Regions from separate parts of the Homo sapiens genome. Here region 2 is linked to region 1. Evidence: chromatin contacts called from ENCODE Hi-C data. All regions are on one chromosome and are shown on one strand. The core of a region is the stretch at or near the end of the contact, and the rest is flanking DNA. Distances in the headings are between cores, read along the strand shown. Region 1 holds the start of DUSP1 (dual specificity phosphatase 1). Region 2 holds the start of NOP16 (NOP16 nucleolar protein).

Region 1 (4,448 bases), core at 1,949-4,448:
GATCTCAACACATTCTGCAGGCCCTTGTCGAAATTCTTCCCTAGTTCACTAGTGGGAGAGGGATTGGGTGTGGTTGCCAAAGAAATAAAAGCGTTGAAATTTCAATAGAAATGCCATAATTTATTCCATTGTATAAAAAAGTCATCCTTATGTAACAAAATGTCTTCTTAGAAGAAGAAATATATTATTTCAGGTCATAAATAATCAGCAAACATACAACTGTTGGCAACTAAAAAAAAACCCAACACTGGTATTTTCCATCAGTGCTGAAAACAAACCTGCTTAAGATATATTTACAGGATAGTACAGTACTCAAAAACAAAAATTGAGGTATTTGGTTCTTCTAGGAGTAGACAATGACATTTGTGAAGGCAGACACCTACACAAAAATAAATAAGGTATATTCTCATATGTATATGTGTCGTCGGGAATAATACTGGTAGGTATGTCAAGCATGAAGAGATTCTACAAAAAACAGGGGCGAGCAAAAAGAAACCGGATCACACACTGAGTCCTTTCTCTTCTGCCCCATTTTGTCAGATGGACTTGATGTACCCACTATATATTGGTCCCGAATGTGCTGAGTTCAGCAAATGTCTTGACGCTAAGTCATCACCATAACTGCTTAGAAACCCAGAGGAACTCGGGTGAAGTTAAATAAATAAGGACCAGCCCTCTCGAGCCCCTCCCAGAGTTATTGCATTTCTCCTCTCAAGGAGCATGGAGTCCCAATGGGATGTGAAGAGCCTCACCTCCCGTGGCCTTTCAGCAGCTGGGAGAGGTCGTAATGGGGCTCTGAAGGTAGCTCAGCGCACTGTTCGTGGAGTGGACAGGGATGGAGACGGGGAAGTTGAACACGGTGGTGGTGGAGGTGCCTCGGTCGAGCACAGCCATGGCGGGGCTCCCAGCCTCTGCCGAACAGTGCGGAGCCAGCACCTGGGACTCAAACTGCAGCAGCTGGCCCATGAAGCTGAAGTTGGGAGAGATGATGCTTCGCCTCTGCTTCACAAACTCAAAGGCCTCGTCCAGCTTGACTCGATTAGTCCTCATAAGGTAAGCAAGGCAGATGGTGGCTGACCGGGAAATGCCTGCCTGGCAGTGGACAAACACCCTTCCTCCAGCATTCTTGATGGAGTCTGGAAAACCAAAGGAGCGGCTGGTTACTTGAGAGTTCAGGAGAACCACCCCAAGCCCAGGTACAGTGTATCTGAGAAAGGTCATGTGTGTCTTGTCTAGAAATGGTCAACATCACCACATGCCATCACATGGATACTGTTCATGGAGGCAACGTGGGCACTGTGCAAAGGATGGCACAGGATTTAAACTCAGACTGGGGATTTCCACTTAGCAGATAGATCTCAGACCAGTCAATTCAACTTTGTGAGCCCCACTTTGCAAATCTGTAAAGTGGGACATCGAATCAAATTCATATTTTACAGGAATGTTGCCCACACCAGACTGATACTGAATGTGTGGAAGAAGGCTCAGAAAACTTCAAGCTCTTGCCACAGAGGTTGGGCTTAGTGGCTAAAATGAGAAGAGAAAGGCAGAAAAGCCCCAGGCATCCATTCCATTTACCTATGAAGTCAATGGCCTCGTTGAACCAGGAGCTGATGTCTGCCTTGTGGTTGTCCTCCACAGGGATGCTCTTGTACTGGTAGTGACCCTCAAAATGGTTGGGACAATTGGCTGAGACGTTGATCAAGGCAGTGATGCCCAAGGCATCCAGCATGTCCTTGCGGGAAGCGTGATACGCACTGCCCAGGTACAGAAAGGGCAGGATTTCCACCGGGCCACCCTGAAATCCAGAAATATCCAACATTCATCAAGCTTGCTCAAAGCCAAGGCCAGTGCCCATACCCACAAAAACTTTCTGCTGGAAAAGTCAATTTCAGATACCGAGTGAACTCAGTTCTGTTGCTGGAGGATAAATAAATAGGGAACTAAGCCCATTTGCCTGGGCAGGACCAGCAAGTTCATTTCCGTAGAGCCTACAATTGGAGACTCGGCTCCGTCAGACCACTTAACTGTGGAATAAATCATATCCCTGTGTCCCCTCCGTTATAAATAATGCTGCAGGTCACTTTCTATATTCTCCCTGGCACTACTCTTCCATGCCTTTGCCAGTTCTTACTTCTTCCCTGTGGCAGGGACACCTACTAACCTGATCGTAGAGTGGGGTACTGCAGGAACTGCACCCAGATTCCGCGCTGTCAGGGACGCTAGTACTCAGGGGAAGGCTGAGCCCCATGGGGGTCGACTGTTTGCTGCACAGCTCCGGGCAGGAAGCCGAAAACGCTTCGTATCCTCCTGGGAATACAAAGACATTTTTTTTCCCCATTAGTGACACCGGGACACGGCACCTTCATACAACTCCCCCACCCACCAAGGGCTGGAAGTTTACATCGGAAAGGCCCAGGCAAGTCTTTGTTTCCAGAGCCAAACAAAGCCAATGACAAGTTCCAGAGATAAATGTACTCCAGCGCCCACGCGCTGCAGGTGGGGCGATCCCCCGGGAGCCGAGAGCCAGGGGTACCGGGCAAAACCTCAGGGGTGTGCGGCCCGCCCCGAGCTTCCCCGAGGGCGTACCTTTGAGGAAGAAGACTTGCGCGGCGCGCGCCTCGCGGCAGAGCGCGCCGGCCGCCAGGGCCAGGGTGCCGTCGCGCTTGGCGCCGTCCAGGGCGGCGCTGCGCTCGTCCAGCAACACCACGGCGTGGTAGGCGCCGGCCAGCAGGCGGCCGCGGAGCTCGGCGTTGGGCACGATGTGCTCCAGGCCCATGGCGCCCTTGGCCCGGCGCCGCACGATGGTGCTGAAGCGCACGTTGACAGAGCCGGCGATGTGGCCGGCGTTGAAAGCGAAGAAGGAGCGGCAGTCCAGCAGCAGGCATTGCGCCGCTCGCTCCCCCAGCAGCGCCCGCAGGCCTCCAGCGTCCAGGGTGCCCACTTCCATGACCATGGCCGGCCTCAGCGCCCCCAGCGTGATCGGCCCTGCGGTGCTCTTTGTCTGTTCTCGGGGCCAAGGGCAGGGCGGCGCTTTTCGAGGAAAAGCTAGACCCCCGGGTCTCTCTGCGCCGAACCAAAAGCCGCTTTTGGACTGAGAGAGGAGCGTCACGCGGGGCTCCGGGCTCCTCGGCTTCTTCGCGGTTCCCCCGACTGCCCCTCCGACCCGCGTCGCACACACAGCCCAAATGTCCTTCGCAGCGAGCCTGGCCCGGGGAGCGCGTTTATATGCGGCCTCTGGGGGACGGGGCGGGCCAGACCCGCGCGCAGGGGGAGGGGGGGTGTTTGTTTGAATGGTGATCACGTGACGGGGCGGTGACGTCACCCGCCCTGCCAGGCCAGGCGCCGCCGAGCCAGAGGGGGAGACGTCATCAGCCTCGGAGCTGGGTCCGCTCGCCGCGCGCTGGCTCGCGGCCCGGCCCCCGCCCTGCTGTCCGGCCTGCTCTTGGCGCGTCCCCAGGGACCGGACCCGCGCCGCGCTCCAGGCCCAGCGGGGAGGAGGAGGGCTCGCTGCCAGCTGAGGCTGACCTCCGGGATGCGAGCGGCCGGGAGAACGGGCGACGTGCCACCTGCCTTGGCCTCGCCGCTCCTCCCTCTCTCCCTCCCCGAGTCCCCTTCCCCGTGCCCCTCGGCCGCCGACCTGAACCGAAAGGGGCTTCCTGTGCTTTTGCATACTCTTGTGCCCCTTTTCCTCATTTCCTCATCACTAACAGGCGGGGAAACTGAGGTTCCCCAGGCGAAGCGACTGACTTGCCCAGAACCACACTACTGGGGTGGGGGCAGCAAATAGGCGCCTAAGATGAAGTTTAGAGAAAAATGAACAACTCTGCCGATAGAAAAGTCGTCCCTACCAAGACCGACTCGAGCGAGTTGGGGCGGAGAGGTTCAGGGCAATGCTTTCCTGTTTCCCAGACTTTTCTTTAAGGTGGCTTTAAAATATCTACATTTGCCATGAAAGTGTGAGCAAGCAAACTCCCACCGGGAAATAATGCTATTCCTAGTCTTGTGGCCCCCGGAAGACTTGGAGCCAAGGGAGGCAGGTCAGGGGGCTGAAATCCCGGTGAGGGGTCGCAAGGCCCCGCAGTGGATTCCAGGGTTTGGCGTTTGGAGGGGTGAGGGGCGACCCGCAGCGCGACTCGACGGCGCCCCCCAGGGGCCGCCCGACACGTTTCTGTCACCTTGGCTCCAGACTGAGCTTCTCCATCCCTTTCTTTATTATACAAATAGGCAGTATACACAGTGAGCGCCCACTAAGCGCTGGGCTGGGGGCCTCCAACCCGGAACAGAAGCCGGCCACAACCCTCGCTCCCTGTCGTCGCGGCCGTTATAGGCCGAAAGCAAAATCCAATCCCGGGCCATTGTGGGCGGATTGCCAGGACCTGGATCGCAACACTTGGGAAGACCCCCGCCCCGCCCAGCGATCTCCGTGCCCTGAGTCCCAGTGACGG
Region 2 (6,426 bases), core at 1,426-3,925, 3.6 Mb after region 1:
GAGCTACCTCAGAGAAATGAAGTAGTCGAATCATATCCAGAGGTTAGGTCCTCATATTGTATATAGTCAAAATTATCTTTGACACGGTTGCCAGGGGCTGGAGGTAGAGGAAGATGGGGAGTTGTTTAATGGGTATAGTTTCAGTTTTGCAAAATGAAAAGGTTTTAGGGACCTGTTGCACAACAAAGTCAATATCCTTTACTGAACAGTGCACTTAAAAATGGTTAGGATGGTAACTTTTATGTGTTTTTTAACCACATTTTAAAATTTTTAAAAATGTTCCTCTTTGACTACAGTAAGTGCCTATGGCTTGGTATATACAATCCTGTGCAGTAATTCTTATGAGAACCACTGAGATAAAAGACAGGAACTCAAGGAATTCTGTATCAAATGTCTGGCCATTCAAATCCTTTATCTTTAGGGGAGCTGCTTAAACTCCCTGACAGGTAAGGGGAAGGATGAATGAAGAATTCTAGAGTATTCCCACTTTCCTGTAGGGTTTACTCTCCTCCGTTTTAGCGTTCACTCTCTATAGCCTTAATATACATAAAATCGATTTTGTCATTGGAACATTTATTGAGATGGTGGAATCCCTAAAAATCAGTTCATCCTTAAATTCATGAGAAGCCATACCCATGCCAGAGATTTACTGGTTTCTCTTCTATTCTCCCAGGCACCTGGGTACATCCTCCCTAAACATCTCTGACCTTAGTTCACACAGTAAGGTCAGGGTTTAGTCAGTACAATGAAAAATGAGCCAGCCAGGACACAGTCCTAACTCTGTGAACTTTGAACCAGCTCACTTCTCCCCTCTGAAACTTGGTTTCTCCATCTGCAAAATGAGGACATCTTAGGGCCCTTCCCAGCTTCCCACAGTGCAGGACAGTGACCTAAAGGAATATATGGACCACACCCACCATTCAGCACATAGGGCTTCCGTACAAGCTCTTTAGGCCTCTCCTCTATGTCCACCTCCATGGCCTTCACCTGCAGAGAACAGAGCCCTTGAGACCAGAAGGATCTTTGATGAGGGAAAGTTATAGACTCCTGCTTATCCCAACACAACTACTAACCCATAAGAATCCCTGCCCACGGTTAGGTAGAAGTAGGTAACAATGAGAACTAATGCCCTGGAGGCTTTTTCTCTCTCTCTCTCTTTTTTTTTTTCTTTTTCTTTTTGAGACAGAGTCTCATTCTGTTGCCCAGGTTCAAATGCAGTGGCACAATCTTGGTTGACTGCAACCTCCCCCCGGGTTCAAGTGATCTCCTGCCTCAGCCTCTCAAGTAGCTGGGATTACAATCATGCGCCACCATGCCCAGCTAAATTTTGTGTTTTTAGTAGAGATGGGGTTTTGCCATGTTGGCCAGGCCGGTCTCAAACTCCTGGCCTCAAGTAATCCGTCTGTGCCTTTTACCCCCAACACAATCTTGGTGACAAGGACTTTGTGTTTTGTTCTCTATTAAATCCCCAGGGTGCTTAGGATGTGACATGTTCTCAATAAGTAGTTAACCTAATGAATGGGCTTCGCGAATGAATTTGTTCCATTGCCTTAGGCAAGTTTCTTTTTATTCTTTCATGCCAGAGGAAAATGGCACTACCATTTCTTGAATAAATGTGAGGCTACAGCCACACAGTTAGATAGTCCCTAAGGCAAGGAGTGTTATACCCATTTTATAGATAGGCAGGCAGAGAAAGATGAATTGCTTGCTTTTCTTTTGGGAACCTGGATTCTTTTAATAGTTGTTGAAGCCTCCAGGGGGCCAGGCGGATCACTTGAGGCCCAGCCTGGCCAACATAGCGAAACCCTGCCTCTACTAAAACCACAAAAATCAGCCGGGTATGGTGGCACACGCTTATAATCCCAGCTATTTGGGACGCTGAGGTGGGATATAGCTTGAACCCGGGAAGGAGACTGCAGTCAGGGAAGCCTAGGGAAGCCTCAGACCAAGGATGATTGAATAACAAAGAAAAGGTGTAAGTAAAGATCTCCAACTCTTAGGGAGTACTAATTAGGAAAGTTAAGGGTAGAAAAAGATAAATTAAGGAAAATACCGTTGAGATGCTAATGGGTTAATTTCAGAGAAAAAAGACTGAGTAGAGGGGGTATGGGGAATGTGTGCTGGGGAGGGAGTGTGACGAAGGTCGTAAAGAGACCCTTGCTCAACGTCAGTTGAGCGTTCTGACTGTGGGGAGGTCGAAAACTCGGAAGGGCCTGAGGGAAGGAATGGGCAGTACCACGTTCTGACACCTAGGTCAGTATGGCGGGGGAAGAGTAAAGAAGACAAGGACCGAGACCCTGCCATGTCAGTACCTTTCTCTTACGGAGGGGCACCGCCCTGTTGGGGTCCACAGCCAACCCCATCTCGGCCAGGTTCTGCCGTACCGATTTAGCGTGGTCCCAGGCATGTCGGATGTGGGAGCTACCGGCAAAGAGAGACATCGCGGATCCGTCATCTCGCGGACCGTCCCGGCCGAGGCCCACGGCCACCCGGAACCCCAGCCCCCTCACCATTCGATCCGCGGCGCTGCCTTCCGTCGAGCATTCCGGTTCAGACGCTTTCGGTTGACACTGTAACCAAACTTCTGCCTCCGGGTTTTGCCCTTGGCCTTGGGCATCGCGCTGACCACCGCACCAGCAGCTCAAACACGCTGCCTCTGTCTCTCAGACCTCGTGTAACAAACTCCTTCCGGAAGGCGTGCACAAGGCTTTGCGGGCATTTGGGGAAATGTAGTCCTTTTGTAGCACTACCGTGCTGAGCACTACGACTCCCAGGATGCAACGAGCATTTGCGCCTGCGTACAAGGCTCAATTTATTCGTTTCCCCGCCCCTTTCATGACCTTCACCGGGAGGCTGAGGTCGGAGTCCCGATTTTCTCCTGCTGCTGTGGCCCGGACATGGCGACTCCCGGCCCTGTGATTCCGGAGGTCCCCTTTGAACCATCGAAGCCTCCAGTCATTGAGGGGCTGAGCCCCACTGTTTACAGGAATCCAGAGAGTTTCAAGGAAAAGTTCGTTCGCAAGACCCGCGAGAACCCGGTGGTACCCATAGGTAAGTGGGTGCGGTAGGAACTGCACAAGGAGAGGACAGTGATGTCGGAGGGAAGGAAGTAGAGAAGGACCAGAGCGCTAGCGGGGAGCGGAAGGAGAGCGGACTAGAGAAGAGACGAGGGGGCGGGGCGGTGAGGGGCGAAACTGATTGGAGCGGGAGCAGCGGGTTTAGGGGGCGGGATTTGGGGCCTAAGATTGGGAGGACTCTGTAACTAGGAAGACCTCGACTCGACCTACCCTCGCCGCCCTCCCTCCGCTGTGATCCAGAGATCTTGGCTTTGGGGAAGCGAGACCCAAAGCGGGGAATGACCTGCGGGGCCCGACCTGCTGTTTCCCAGTTGCTTTGTCCCCTCCTCAGGTTGCCTGGCCACGGCGGCCGCCCTCACCTACGGCCTCTACTCCTTCCACCGGGGCAACAGCCAGCGCTCTCAGCTCATGATGCGCACCCGGATCGCCGCCCAGGGTTTCACGGTCGCAGCCATCTTGCTGGGTCTGGCTGTCACTGCTATGAAGTCTCGACCCTAAGCCCAGGGTCTGGCCTTGAAAGCTCCGCAGAAATGATTCCAAAACCCAGGGAGCAACCACTGGCCCTACCGTGGGACTTACTCCCTCCTCTCCTTTGAGAGGCCCATGTGTCGCTGGGGAGGAAGTGACCCTTTGTGTAACTGTAACCGAAAGTTTTTTCAAAAATCCTAGATGCTGTTGTTTGAATGTTACATACTTCTATTTGTGCCACATCTCCCCTCCACTCCCCTGCTTAATAAACTCTAAAAATCCACTTGTATTTAATTCAGTATCATCCCCATGGTTTTTGGTCTTTGATTTTGGAGGAAACGGACTTTGGAGTGGTGCTTAGAAATCGTGTAGTCTAGTGATTCCCGAACTTTCCTAGTAACAGCCACCCAGGGCACTTTGAAAGCAGAGATTTGGCCAGGCGCAGTGGCTCACACCTGTAATCCCAGCACTCTGGGAGGCCGAAGCGAGCGGATCACCTGAGGTCAAGAGTTCAAGACCAGCCTGACCAACATGGAGAAACCCCATCTCTACTAAAAATACAAAATTAGCTGGGCGTGGTGTTGCGTGCCTGTAATCCCAGCTACTCGCGAGGCTGAGGCAGGAGAATCACTTGAACCCGGGAGGCGGAGGTTGTGGTGAGCTGAGATCGCGCCATTGCACTTCAGCCTGGGCAACAAGAGCAAAACTCCATCTCAAAAAAAAAAAAAAAAAAAAAGAATCTCAAGGTCACTCCTTGAGATTCTAGTTCAGTGGGCCTAGAGTAATGCCATTTGAAAAATACTGGTCTAGCCAGCAGTTTTTCAGACTTTCAGTAGGACAACCTTCCTTCAGATGAGGCCTCCCATAGTCGGGTCAGAGGCAGAGGGTTCTGCCCTCCACTCCGCATAACCTCCTCACCCTGCTCCCACCTCCCTAGAGTCTATGGGGCTCCACTGATCTAGACCATCTAGTTCTTTTTTTGAGACGAGTCTCACTGTGTCAGCCAGGCTGGAGTGCAGTGGCAGAATCTCGGCTCACTGCAACCTCCGCCTCCCGGGCTCAAGCAATTTTCCTGCCTCAGCCTCCCGAGTAGCTGGGATTACAGGTGTGTGCCACCACGCCCGGCTAATTTTTGTATTTCGTATTTTTAGTAGAATACTAAAACAACATGGTTTCACCATGTTGGCCAGGCTGGTCTTGAACTCCTGACCTCAGGTAATCCCCCAACCTCGGCCTCCCAAAGTGCTGGGATTACAGACGTGAGCCACCACGCCCAGCCTAGACCATCTGGTTCTTGACACAGTATAGAAGAGGAAACAGGCTCAGAGAAGCAGTCTGGTACAGTGGGAAGAACACAGTCCCGAAGCTCTCCAGAGATTTGTGTACATAGTGTTTGAGGGTTCTGGAAGAGGAGGCTGAGGACCTGAGCACACTCTAGAAGAGAGGTGACCTGTTAGTTCCTCCTTCATGTAGTTTCAAACAAGTATTCCTGGTCTGTGGTCAGCGCTCCTCAAATGTTGGATTTGAGGACCTGCGCTCTTCCCGAGTGATTGTACTGTTTTCAACACCAGCTTCAAGCTGGCAGAAGGAAAAAGGGAGTGAAGACACACCCCTTCTTGAACCCCCCAACAGTCTAGATCTCAGTGGAGGGCTGTACTAGGGCCAGCTAAGTTGCTTGCCTCCACCATGTTCTCTCAGCTTTGAGGCAGAGATGATAGATGTAGAGCAGTGCACTGTGGTGACCCTTGGCATCCAGATACAAGACAAGGACATGGAGTGATGACCACTGTTTGTAAGTGTTGGTGTCATGGTGTCCCCCTCCAAAAATGTTGAAGTCCTTCTAGTGCCTTAGAATTTGACCTTAGGCTGGGTGCTATGGTTCATCCCTGTAATCCCAGCACTTTGGGAGGCCAAAGTGGATAAATTGCTTGAGCCCAGGAGTTTGCCCAGCCTGGGTGACATGGCAAAGCCCCGTCTCTACTAAAAATACAAAGATTAGCCAAATGTGGTGGCACGTGCCTGTAGTCCCAGCTACCTGAGAGGCTGAGGTGGAAGGATTGCCTGACCCAAGGAAGTTGAGGCTGCAGTGAGCTGAGATTGCACCACTGCACTCCAGCCTCAGTGATAAAGCGAGACCCTGTTTGAGAAAAAAAACAGAAAACGAAGATTTGGCCACAAAGACAGACATACCTAGAAGGCAATGTGCAAACAGCCACCTGATGGGGGCAGGATTGGGGTGATGCGTCTGCCAGCTAAGGGATGCCTGAGGCTACCAGAAGCCAGAAGCAGGTGGAACAGACCCTTCCCCAGCTCCTTCAGAGGGAGCATGGCTCTGCCACAGCTTGATTTCAGATTTCTGGCCTCAAGAACTATGAGACAATAAATTTCTGTTCTAAGCCAGCTAGTTCATGTACCTTCTTACAGAAGCCCTAGGAAGCTAATATTTACTGGCAATTACTCAAATCTTTTTAAACATCATGCAGGTCATGAACGTCCTGTTTGCAAACTCTGCTGAAGGGGAAGAAGGTGTGATCACTGGTTGTTTATCCAAAATCCAAGATGAGCCCAGTTGAAGGAGGAAGCGAAATACACAGGGCAGTGGACCCTCCACATCCAGAAGGTCCCAGCCAACCCTAAGGAGGGGAGTCTCATGGGTCTTCAGGGCTCTTACCCAGGCTTAGGAGGAAGCTACCACCAGGAACCTCTGGTCTCGCTTTTCCCTCCCACTACAAGCCACTTCCCCTCTGGGAACCTTGGTGTCCTTGGTTATATGGTGAGAATAACAGAATTTACCTCACAGACTTGTTAAAGGATCGAGGTTACAAAAGCATTCTGCGAGAGGCTGTCTTTCCTCCTGGAGGTGGAGGCAACAGACATGGAG

Evidence for each region. A loop is a pair of places that touch in the nucleus more often than their neighbours do. Pooled maps may share reads with other maps.
Region 2: a loop to region 1 is called in a pooled map, with 24 times the contacts of the local background. The contact joins the promoter of NOP16 here to the promoter of DUSP1 in region 1. A Hi-C loop is called at or near these places in 1 of 168 maps with a recorded cell type or tissue (naive thymus-derived CD4-positive, alpha-beta T cell), 1 of 37 single-sample maps with no recorded cell type and 8 of 50 pooled maps.

Annotation. Positions count from the first base shown.
Region 1 is chr5:172,767,997-172,772,444 of GRCh38, forward strand. It overlaps DUSP1 (dual specificity phosphatase 1), which reads right to left and starts at 3,199. Exons shown (of 4, transcript NM_004417.4): 1 at 2,590-3,199; 2 at 2,165-2,310; 3 at 1,579-1,798; 4 at 100-1,136. The coding sequence starts at 2,956. The coding sequence ends at 766. It overlaps LOC105377730 (a long non-coding RNA gene), which reads left to right and starts at 4,215. Exons shown (of 3, transcript NR_188285.1): 1 at 4,215-4,448. RefSeq lists silencers at 1-133, 2,547-2,656, 3,197-3,646 and enhancers at 2,686-3,447, 2,757-3,026, 3,448-4,209, 3,674-4,448, 4,210-4,448 and 1 more.
Region 2 is chr5:176,385,923-176,392,348 of GRCh38, forward strand. It overlaps NOP16 (NOP16 nucleolar protein), which reads right to left and starts at 2,676. Exons shown (of 5, transcript NM_016391.8): 1 at 2,511-2,676; 2 at 2,313-2,421; 3 at 918-987. The coding sequence starts at 2,617. HIGD2A (HIG1 hypoxia inducible domain family member 2A) reads left to right here and starts at 2,829. Exons shown (of 2, transcript NM_138820.4): 1 at 2,829-3,051; 2 at 3,409-3,839. The coding sequence starts at 2,898. The coding sequence ends at 3,575. It also overlaps a transcript of ARL10 not described here. RefSeq lists enhancers at 1,980-2,663, 2,315-3,514, 2,787-3,106, 3,307-3,526, 3,348-4,031.